Regions from separate parts of the Homo sapiens genome. Here region 2 is linked to region 1. Evidence: read pairs that join two places in POLR2A ChIA-PET (ENCODE). Cell type or tissue: Caco-2. All regions are shown on one strand.

Region 1 (5,000 bases):
CTTGAACTCCTGAACTCAGGTGATCCGCCCACCTCGGCCTCCCAAAGTTCTGGGATTACAGGCATGAGCCACAGCACCTGGCCCCTTCTTGTGATTTTTACCAGACTACTTGCCTAGCTTTGTTGATACCTTGTTGATTTTTATTTTTAGCTTTTTGTTTTTCTTTTTTATCTCTTCATCTTTTTTTACATATTTCCTTGTTTGTTTGTTTTTTTTTAAATTTTTTTTTGAGACAGGGTTTCCCTCTGTTGCCCAGGCTGGAGTGTAGCAGCACAATCTCGGCTCACTGCAACCTCTGCCTCCGGTTCAAGCGATTCTCCCACTTAGTAGAAAAAAATTCTAAAAATGTGGTTAATTCAATAGTTTTTATATCTGCATATAAGACCCTAAAAATGGGTTAAGTTCTCTTGTCTCAATACTTTCCCCTACCAGTGACTTATCTTGTATCCTTGGACTCTGTTGGTTTTCATGTGGTATCAGGCAATGCTCTATTACATTAAACAGGAATGTTAGCTAAAGTTGATGAAACTACATTGGACTAATTAGTCCTTCAAGAAAAATTTAATTGTTTTAAAATAAAGCTTTCAAATATTTAGCCATTTTGAATAACAAAAGAATGAAGTGTCCTGTTCAGCAACTGTTTGGGTGACTACTTCATACAAGGCTATGTAGGGGATAGGAAGATAATTACTGCCCTCTTGTAGATTAAAATCTAGTAGGAAAGGAAGATAAGACAACTAAGGTAAATGATTCTTAAAAAAATATAGAGGAGAAAAGCTCTATGAGAGTACAAAGAACTATATGGATGGGGGAGAAGAGGCAATTGCATTAGATTGCTACAGGAGTGGCAGATAAACTTCATTTTATTTAGTTAAGACCTGCCTAGGACCATTGAATTGAGAAAGATTTTGAGAGGGAGCCTAGATTCAGAGAAGGCAATTAGTGATGTCTGTTATAGACAAGGGAAATGAGTATGGTAATATTTGCAATTTCTGGAACATTGGAAATAAACCTGGCCAGGTGCGGTGGCTCACGCCTGTAATCCCAGCACTTTGGAAGGCTGAGTTGGGTGATCACCTGAGGCCAGGAGTTTGAGACCAGCCTGGCCAACATGGTGAAACCCCGCCTCTACTAAAAATACACAAATTAGCCAGGCGTGGTGGCGGGCGCCTGTAATCTCAGCTACCCGGGATGCTGAGGCAGGAGAATGACTTGAATCTGGGAGGCAGAGGTTGCGGTGAACTGAGATGATGCCACTGCATTCCAGCCTGGGCAACAGAGCAAGACTCTGTCTCAAAAAAAAGGAAGGAAGGAAAGAAAGAAAACCTTAAAGAACACAAAGATGGGTAGAAATGGAAAGGGAGCATATTCTAGGTAGAGTGAATGTTAAAGAGTTTGAAAGCAACAGCTCTGCTCAAGGAACGGTGCGAGTGGTTGAATCTAGACCCCAGGTTATGTTAGGTCTCATAATGACTAAGACTAGGAAGGAGATAGAGGGGCCAGACTGAGGAGGGCCTTGAACTCCAGGGGTCAAGGAGTTATTCTCAGTGGTAGTAGGGAGCATGTGAAATGTTCTTTAAAAAGTATCTTAATGCTGTCAAATTAACTGTGTGTGTTGTAGATGGTTTGGGGAGACCCTTTACTAAAAGAGATTTTACTACAATTTTTTTTATTGTAAAAATAAAGAAGAAAGTAAAAAAAAGAAAACCACCAACAAACCATAGCCTTACCACTGAGAGATAACCACTATTAACATTTCATGTGTTTCCTGGCCCCACTTTTAGTCCCTTTATGTGTCTATGTGTGTGTTTATATGTATACTTGCATCCATTCATGTACCATGTACACAGATAATGCTATTTTTCTTTCTTTTCTTTTTTTTTTCTTTTCTTTTCTTTTTTTGAGACAGGGTCTCCCTCTGTCACCCAGGCTGGAGTGCAATGGTGTGATCTTGGCTCACTGCAACCCCTACCTCCCGGGCTCAAGCAAGTCCCCCACCTCAGCTTCCCAAGTAGCTGGGACTACAGGTGTGAGCCACAGCGCCCGGCCAGAAATGCTTTTTTAATATAACTGAGATTAGTGTGTGTGTGTGTGTGTGTGTGTGTGTGTGTGTGTGTAGTTTTAACTTGTGCTTTAAAAAATTTTATTCTATCTTAAGCATTTTCCTGTGTCATTAAAAGTTCTACCACTGAAGATTTTTGAATAGGAAAGATACACACCTTTAGGAGGCATTGGTGCACAGGATAGAGTAGGATGGTAGAGAGAGGAGGCAGGAAGTTACAGTGGGAATCCAGGGTGAAGGATTGAGAGCTTGAATGGATGATGGCAGTGAGAATGGGAAGAAGTGCACTGACAATAGATTTTTCAGATTTGGAATTTTTAGGAGTAGGTAAATGTCTGGATGGGGATGTTACGGGATAAGCTGAAATTAGAGCTTACCATGATGTTTTAGCCTAATTAATGACAGGGAAGTCAGAAGGAGGCTAGATGCCTGCTTAACAACAACAACAACAACAAAAATCACATAATTCTTTTACTTGCTCCTTTGTAGGCAGGCATCTTTATTTTCTTAGAAATAAGTAAATGTCATTTGTAGAGGCTAGAGGTTAGTGTTATTAATAAGATATCTAGTTCAGTCATATTACCTAGGCAACAGGTAATGTTTTAGATAGTGAATGGTGAGTTATTTGATCTCAAAGAAATCAATATGTGAAATAGGATGTACATAACTTCAGAAGTTGACTTGTGAAGTCCCTATTTTCTTTGGCTGGTCATTAGGCTGCTAAGTAGAATGACTGACTTTTGTATGGTTTTCTTCCACAATAGTGCTTTTTCTTTCGGTTCCCTACCTATGAACTTTTCCTGAACTTTCCTACAAGTTTAAAAAGTTGTTATGGCCTCTCTATACAGTAGACATCCAATTCTTTGTTAACTGGAAAAAAGTTTCAGAAGTTTAAATTTGAAGTAACAGGAATTGGTCCAAAATATTTGTTGTTGCTCATGTTTTAAATAAGCGACATTGGATTATATCAGCACTGGGATAATTCCCATTAGGTATTATGACTGCAATTTACATGCAATTGGAAATTAGTGATTGAGAGGGAAACAGATTGCCAAATTATCTTCCAAAAAGGTACTCCCCACTCCATATCCTTGCTAATAACAAGTATTATAATTATTTAAAGTCATTGCCAACTTGATAGGCAAAATATTGTCTTGTTCTAATGTTCATTTCTTCTATTGTGAAGGCGAACTTTTTTTTTCCATGTTTCTTGATCCTATCTGTTGATGAGGGCTGGAAGTTCAAGAAAGTATAAATTTAAATTATTTTAACCTGAAAAATAAAGCCAGAGAACTTGATTGAAAAGCACCCCAAAGACTGTGTTGAAATCTGCATTGCAAATACTGATGGAAACTTATCCTTGTTTTCTTTGTTTTATGCATTACTTTACCATCTTGCCATAGTCATTAGCTTTGCACCTATTTAGGTTACAGCATAAAATCTAGGAACTCCACTTTGAAGGGATCATGGTTATTCTTAATTAGAAATTGTCAATTTAGCCTTAAGTATTTTATTTTTTGAAATGTTTTATGATAATGTGAAGTAAACCATGCCATTATTTCTCATTTTTCCCTTGGTTAACAAATTAGGATATACAAATCTTCAAATTACCTTTAAGGCTTGTAAACATTCAAATCTTTTATCCGTTAGTCAAGTTATTTCATAAACCCAACATTGCCTCTGAAATGGCTTTACACACAAAGAGGATTTTACCATAAAATGCTTGTGGTGTTTCATTCTCTTCTGATTTTTTGTAGGGGAAGGGGGTTGGAGAGTAGGCAGAGTATAAATTAATTTGGATGGTGTTGGTTTCAAAGTAGCATTCCATGTAATTCTGCAGAAAGTGTGATAAATAAGAAAATGGGCCAGGCATGGTGGCTCATGCCATAATCCCAGCACTTTGGGAGGCCAAGGTGGGCAGATCACCTGAGATTGGGAGTTTGAGACCACCCTGGCCAACATGGTGAAACCCTGTCTCTACTAAAAATACAAAAATTAACCGGGTGTGGTGGCACATGCCTGTGGTCTCAGCTACTGGGGAGACTGAGGCATGAGAATCGCTTGAACACAGGAGGTGGAGGTTGTAGTGGGCCAAGATTAAGCCACTGCACTCCAGCCTGGGCAACAGAGTGAGACTCTGTCTCAAAAAATAAAAAATAAAAAAAATACATAATAAAACAAAGTTCAACATTTGGGAAATACCAGGTGAATTATAGTGTTACCCATACAGTAGAATACAATGTGGTCATTAAAAAACATTAAAGGGGCTGGCCACTGTGGCTTACGCCTGTAATCCCAGCACTTTGAGAGGCTGAGGTAGGCGGATCATTTGAGATCAGGAGTTCGAGACCAGCCTGGCCAAGCTGGTGAAACCCCGTCTCTACTAAAAATACAAAAATTAGTCACTCGTAGTGGTGGACACCTGTAATCCCAGCTACTCTGGAGGCTGAAGCAGGAGAATCACTTGAACCTGGGAGGTGGAGCTTGCAGTGAGCTGCCAAGATTGTGCCACTGCACTCCAGCCTGGGTGACAGAGTAAGACTATGTCTCTAAAAAAAAAAAAAAGAAAAGAAAAAAAGCACTAAAGGGCATTTCATGACAGAAAGGTATTCATTATATATAAGGATAATAGCAAGTGACAAAATGCAGAACATACAATTTTACAGCAGGTGTTTTTTTTTTTTTTTCTTTTGAGAGCATGGACATAGACAAATGGCTGGAAGGAAATACACCAGTATGTTTTAATGACTATCTTGAGTGGTTTTTAAAATTTTCTGAATTTTCCAAATTAACAAAAACACATTCTAGTCTGTTGAATAGGAAAAAAATACTACTTAAAAAAATAAGGAAAAGTTGTATGCCATTTTAGAAACAAAATTGTACTTAAATCTCTGAATTTTCTAGGCAGTTAAATTTTTGAGCTCTTCTGTGGACTGTT
Region 2 (5,000 bases), 410 kb after region 1:
GAACCCCCTGACCACCCTCACCCCCAACACAAGGTGACTGGGTCTCTGGACCCAGTCGTAAGGTTAAGAGAGCAGGAGCCCCAGGAGCGGGCACACACGTGTACAGGGAGCAGCGGCAACAACACCCGCCTTGCTTCTCCTGCACCAAGTCCCCAGACAATGAGCCTTTAAGGAGGGCACATTCCAGAGCAAGGTGGATTTGCCAGGATCGCCCCCACACCCGCCCCTCGCCCCCATCACTGTAGCTGACCAGAGGGAGAGGAATGCAGGCTTGGTTAAACAACCTTGAGAAATAGAACCATGTTCCTTCCCGAAAATCAGCCCTCCCCGTGGGCAGGCAGCTGCTCGCTGCCAGGCACTCTGCTGACTCAGGGGAGTGGCCTGGAAGAGCCAGGATCCCAGTGGCCCTCACTCCCCATGCTCCCCTTCCTTGAGAGGGACCCCCAGATTCTCCTGGAAGACCCCTGGCTTCCTTCTCCCATGGTGTCCCTTCTCTTCCCCCTTCTGGGCTTGGGCAGTGCTCCAGGCAGGGCTCTTGTTTTCACAAGAGGGACCCTGTGTTCTTTGTAAGATGAGGCCAGGGGTGCACAGCCCAGCTGGGAGCCTGCTGGGGACTTTACCTAGTTGGAAAGGTGAGGGGGCATTCCATTCATGCCCCTGCCCTGGAGTTGGCTCTGGACAGACACAGCTCACAGGGCAGGGTGCAGGGAGCCCCAAAGGTCTGGCTGCAGCTACCTGGGGTGCTCAGGGTCACCAGCACATCAGTGGAGGGGGTCACTTGTTCTTCCTGTATCTCTGCAATCCCCTGTTCAGGCATTGGTGGGGTTGTGGCATTCCCTGTGGAGGAGAGAGGGGAAGAGGTGGGGTTGTGGCCCCTTGGCTGGCCATGGCCCTTCCCTCTTCCCTGGTGCTCAGACTCCCAAGAACGAAGGGTGAAGCCTGGGGTGGGTCACTCCCATGCCTTCCAGTCTCCTGAAAGTTGATCTGGCCCCACTTAGAGAATCTGAGAGCTCTAACAGGCGTTGGAGCACATCCAGTCTAATCCTCCATGTCAGGGCCAGGAGACTGAGGCTTGCAGAAATGGTCACTTGTCCAAGGCCAGTCAGCTTGTCGGAGGCACAGCTGACACCTGGGTTTCCTAATTCCCACTTCAACATTCTTTCACTTCTGCTTACAAAGCATTTCACAGCTTACAGAGCTCTGCCACAAATACCAACATCTTATTTGCTTTGAGAGTCTGCAAGACAGGCATCAGTGTCTTCTACCGTTTTACAAGAAGCATGAGCTCAGCCTTCCAATGTCTGAACCCAACACCAGTGACAGGCAAGTAGTGGTTTCAGGACAAGACCTCTTGGGGGAAAGAGTCTAGCGACCCAGCCAAACACCTGTTTCAGCTAGTGCTGTCTCTTTGTTCTGATTTATGTGCTAAGTGGTGCCATGAAATTTGCAAAGAGTTCTGTGGCTAGAAAACTATCTGTGAAGCGTCATGGGGTCTCTCGCTGACTTCACAGCACCTTAGGTGTATAGAGAGCTCCCAGAAACAGCACTCACAGGCCACGTCCTTCTCACCCTCCTCTGATGTGTGTGTGAGCGTGAACCAGCTCACACATAGTAACTCCACTCCTGATTAAGGGCTCTTTCCCTCCCTTCTCTTTTGCCTAGGAGCCGCCAGGAAGAGGGACTCACCTGTGACCCAGGCAGGTGCATGAGTGACACTGGTCGTGACCTGCACAGAAACAGGAGAAGGTCACTTTTGGCTCCTCTGCCGTACCTGTGATGTGCCACCTTCCACCACACTGACCCCCACCTCCGGGCTTCCTACCAGGAGCTCATTCATGTTTTCATTCATTCCAGGTATTGATGAGTTCTTACTCTATGCTGGGCATTCTGCCAGGCACTTTACACACACTCACTTCATTAACCTTCTCAACTATCTTATGATGGGAGGTTGAAATGATTAAATGAGCTGATATACATACTATGCCAGCTCAGTGTTGGGTCCATGGTAGAAAATCAGCAATTTGGTGTCAGCTATAACCCTAGCATCTCAACACAGTAACAGAAGCTCTGGAGGTTCACTAGAGTGCCTGGAGCCACAGGGCCAGAGTGGGGAAGCTGGGACCACAGGTTATACCTGGTGTCCCTCAACATAGCCAGTGGACAGAATTTGCTGAGAGGTGGGGATGTAACAGCAGAAGAGTGGGCAGAGGGTGAAAAAGGCCCTGGAGGCTGGCTGCGTCTGTGGGGACCAGAGTTAGAGCTTTGGCCTGGGGGGACATCATATGGTGGCCCAGGGACAGAACAAGGCACCCGGAAGAAACTGTATTTGGGAACAGTCAGGTATGCAGGCTGGAGGGGCAGGGGACAGAGTAGGGACTGAGGCTGATGAGGGAAGAAGCAGATCCCCTCTTCTGGAATGTTTTCCTGGGACGACACCCAGGTTTTCCCAGGGGAATCTTGGGCACAGGGAAGGGAGTTGGATGCACCTTTCTCCGTGAGGTGGTTTGAGGCTGTTCACAGCTGTGCCCACACTTCCCTGTACACCACTCCCAGAGGGACCTGGAGGTTCAACTAAACCAGCGCAGAAAGTGCCAGACCCAGAATGAACTGGAAGCAGCTCCACACCTCGTCTGCAGTGCTTAAAGCTTGAGTGACAGCCAGGCCTAACAGGACATGTTCCTACTTCCTTTCTGAAGGGGCCCCAGCCCATCCCAAATGGGAAAATGCTTGCACAATGGCTGCTCCATAAACAAGAGCTGTTGTTATCACTTCCTTTAGGGTAAAACTGGGTCTTTGGATCAATCCTCCCACTTGGTCATCTCTTCAAGTAAAATCTAACAGATACTCCATCTTTCTCCCTCTCCCTCCCTCATGAGACACTGCCCTGGGGCCTGAGCTGCTACCAGGTCCTGCTCTCTGCCATGCTTGCCCGGCCCCCTAGTGGGAGGACGCACTCACCTGGCCAGCCTGAGAGTCACCTGGAAGGGAAAGGTAACAGCGTGAGCTCAGGGAGGAGGGTCTGGCTGCCTTCTCCCCTCACCGCCACCTGGGCGGCTTCACAGTCTGCGCCCCAGACCACATCCCCAGCAGGGCCAGCAGCACAGAAAGCGTGGACTCTTCTTACCTGCCTCTGCCCCATCACCCCTGTAGGGACTGGCCACCACAAAATTCCAGAACCCCAGGTCTGGAGGGCCTGAAGATAGCTTAGTGAAGCCTCTCACTTGGTAAGCGGAAGGCCCTGCTTTCCTGTAAGGCCTCGGGTGACAGGAGTCCCACCTGCTCCCGGACCTGTCCACCCCATCCATTCTGGAGTCACCTCCTTGCACTGCTACCTCCTCCCTCCCATGCCTCCCAGCCAGGCTGGGTCATGCAGCCCCCTGCCCTGGGCTTTGGGCCAGGGGAACAGTTTGAGGAAGGAGTGGAATTGCTCCTGGCTTGGCCGGTGTCCTGTGTCCACAACAACTGGGGCTCTGTCCTCACTCCCCTGTCTATTCCAGATTCCTGGAGCAGTTTGACCAATCACATAGTTTGCTGGCGCTATGACGTTCCAGGCCTCCTGCATTCAGTGTTACCAGTGACCTGGGCATGACTTCTCCATGGTTTTCAGGGCACTTGCAAGGAGAGCCTCATACCCAGCCTCCCTCCAGCCCCGTGCCTCTGGGGTCCAAGGCCGTTGAGCTGGAGTTAGCACTCTGACTCCAAGGCCGGGCCAGGGGTCTGACATGCAGGTCCCCAGGACCCACCTGCCAGCTATTCAGGCCTGCAGCAAGCACCGGCCCCAGAAGCTGCATGGCCAGAGGGCAGGAGATGGAGAGGCCTGATCGCTGGGGTGGGGGCTGCGGCTGATCTTTCCCACCTCCACAAGCAACTCCCTGGGGCGTGGGCACCTCTTGACCCCATATGGAAGAGGAAGTGGGTGGGGCCAGGCCATGAGAGAAGGCTGCCAGGGTTGGGTGCTGCTGCTCCAAGCTCCCTTTCCTAATGCCACAGAGATGGGATGCCCAGGGACCCAGGATTAACACCCACACTTCTCTGAGGTGCTGGAAACTTAGGGGAAAGGAAAATCCCTCAGGCATCTCCCCCAGCTCAGATACCCTTGTCAGGGATGGTCCCGGCCTCAAGCCAGGTGTCCGTGACGACCCGGAGGGGCTGCCTCTCTGCTGGCCCGGGCAGTGCCCCGCTGCTCCTCTGCCCTTGCTCCCTTGGGGGCCTTGCCAGTTCCTCCTCCTCGGCTTTCCTCATGGACAGGCGGATGTCGGAGCTCGCGTAGGTGTAGCCGTGGCCGGCAGGGCAGATCTCTCTGAAGGCCTCTGCAAAGCCAACAGCCAGAGGACAAACTGAGAGGTGCTGTTCCTGCAGGAAACCAGGGCCTTCCTTTCCCTCCCTTTGGGAGACACGGCAATTGTGGCAGCAAGGAGGGAGGGAGCCCCAGGTTGGGATAAGCACGTGAGCAGGCAGGGAAGGCTACTTCAGTCTTCCAGATTGAGGGAAGTCTACCCAGGCCTGGCAACATGGTCACTGGCCTTGAGCCCCTGGGCAGTGAAAGCTGGGATGGGAACAGGAGGTTACCTGTGCCAGGCAGAGGGCATTTCTCACACTCGCTGCCCCATGCTTTGCCCACGCGGCTGCAGCAGCATATCTGCTTGGTGATCCGCTGGGCCAAAGGCAGGGTGCAGGTGCCGGGCCCCAGCGACCGGTAGCACAGTCCCTGCAGCATGGAGATTGCCTTGTCCGCTGCAACAGACACAGCACGTGGAGGTGGGCAGGTGGCCAGTGGGAGGGGAATGCGCAGCTGGGAGGGCAGTGGATGGAGGTGTGGCTGGCCACATGCACTCAGACTGGCCTGGCCCATATCTCAGTTGGGAAGTTTGGAGCCCTGCAAATGCTCACAAGAACTTTAGGAGGAAGAGGCGTAGTGGAATGTTTCAGCACCTGCCCATGTTGTGTGCTTGATGAGACTCGTGACTCCCCACCTGCATGTGGAGAACCTGAGAGCAGGG

What was found. ChIA-PET counts read pairs that join two places held together with the same protein. Peaks named below come from ENCODE experiments on the same cell type or tissue, not always from the same donor. Only the 100,000 strongest peaks of a DNase experiment are listed, where the experiment ranks them.
Region 2: POLR2A ChIA-PET joins it to region 1 with 5 read pairs; 2 of 35 experiments call an interaction of 5 or more read pairs at or near these places.

Annotation. Positions count from the first base shown.
Region 1 is chr14:74,112,097-74,117,096 of GRCh38, forward strand. The region is part of intron 5 of LIN52 (lin-52 DREAM MuvB core complex component); the gene reads left to right. All of the region lies in intron 1 of LOC105370563 (a long non-coding RNA gene), which reads right to left. Among named protein-coding and RNA genes, the nearest start is that of LIN52, 30 kb to the left of the region's middle. In Caco-2, no CTCF peak of the experiment used is centred here; no DNase peak of the experiment used is centred here.
Region 2 is chr14:74,524,389-74,529,388 of GRCh38, forward strand. It overlaps LTBP2 (latent transforming growth factor beta binding protein 2), which reads right to left. Exons shown (of 36, transcript NM_000428.3): 11 at 4,570-4,734; 12 at 4,095-4,310; 13 at 2,959-2,978; 14 at 1,687-1,726; 15 at 736-837. Among named protein-coding and RNA genes, the nearest start is that of ISCA2, 33 kb to the left of the region's middle. RefSeq lists enhancers at 1-339, 2,724-3,225, 3,868-4,369. In Caco-2, no CTCF peak of the experiment used is centred here; a DNase peak (open chromatin) is centred at 2,968.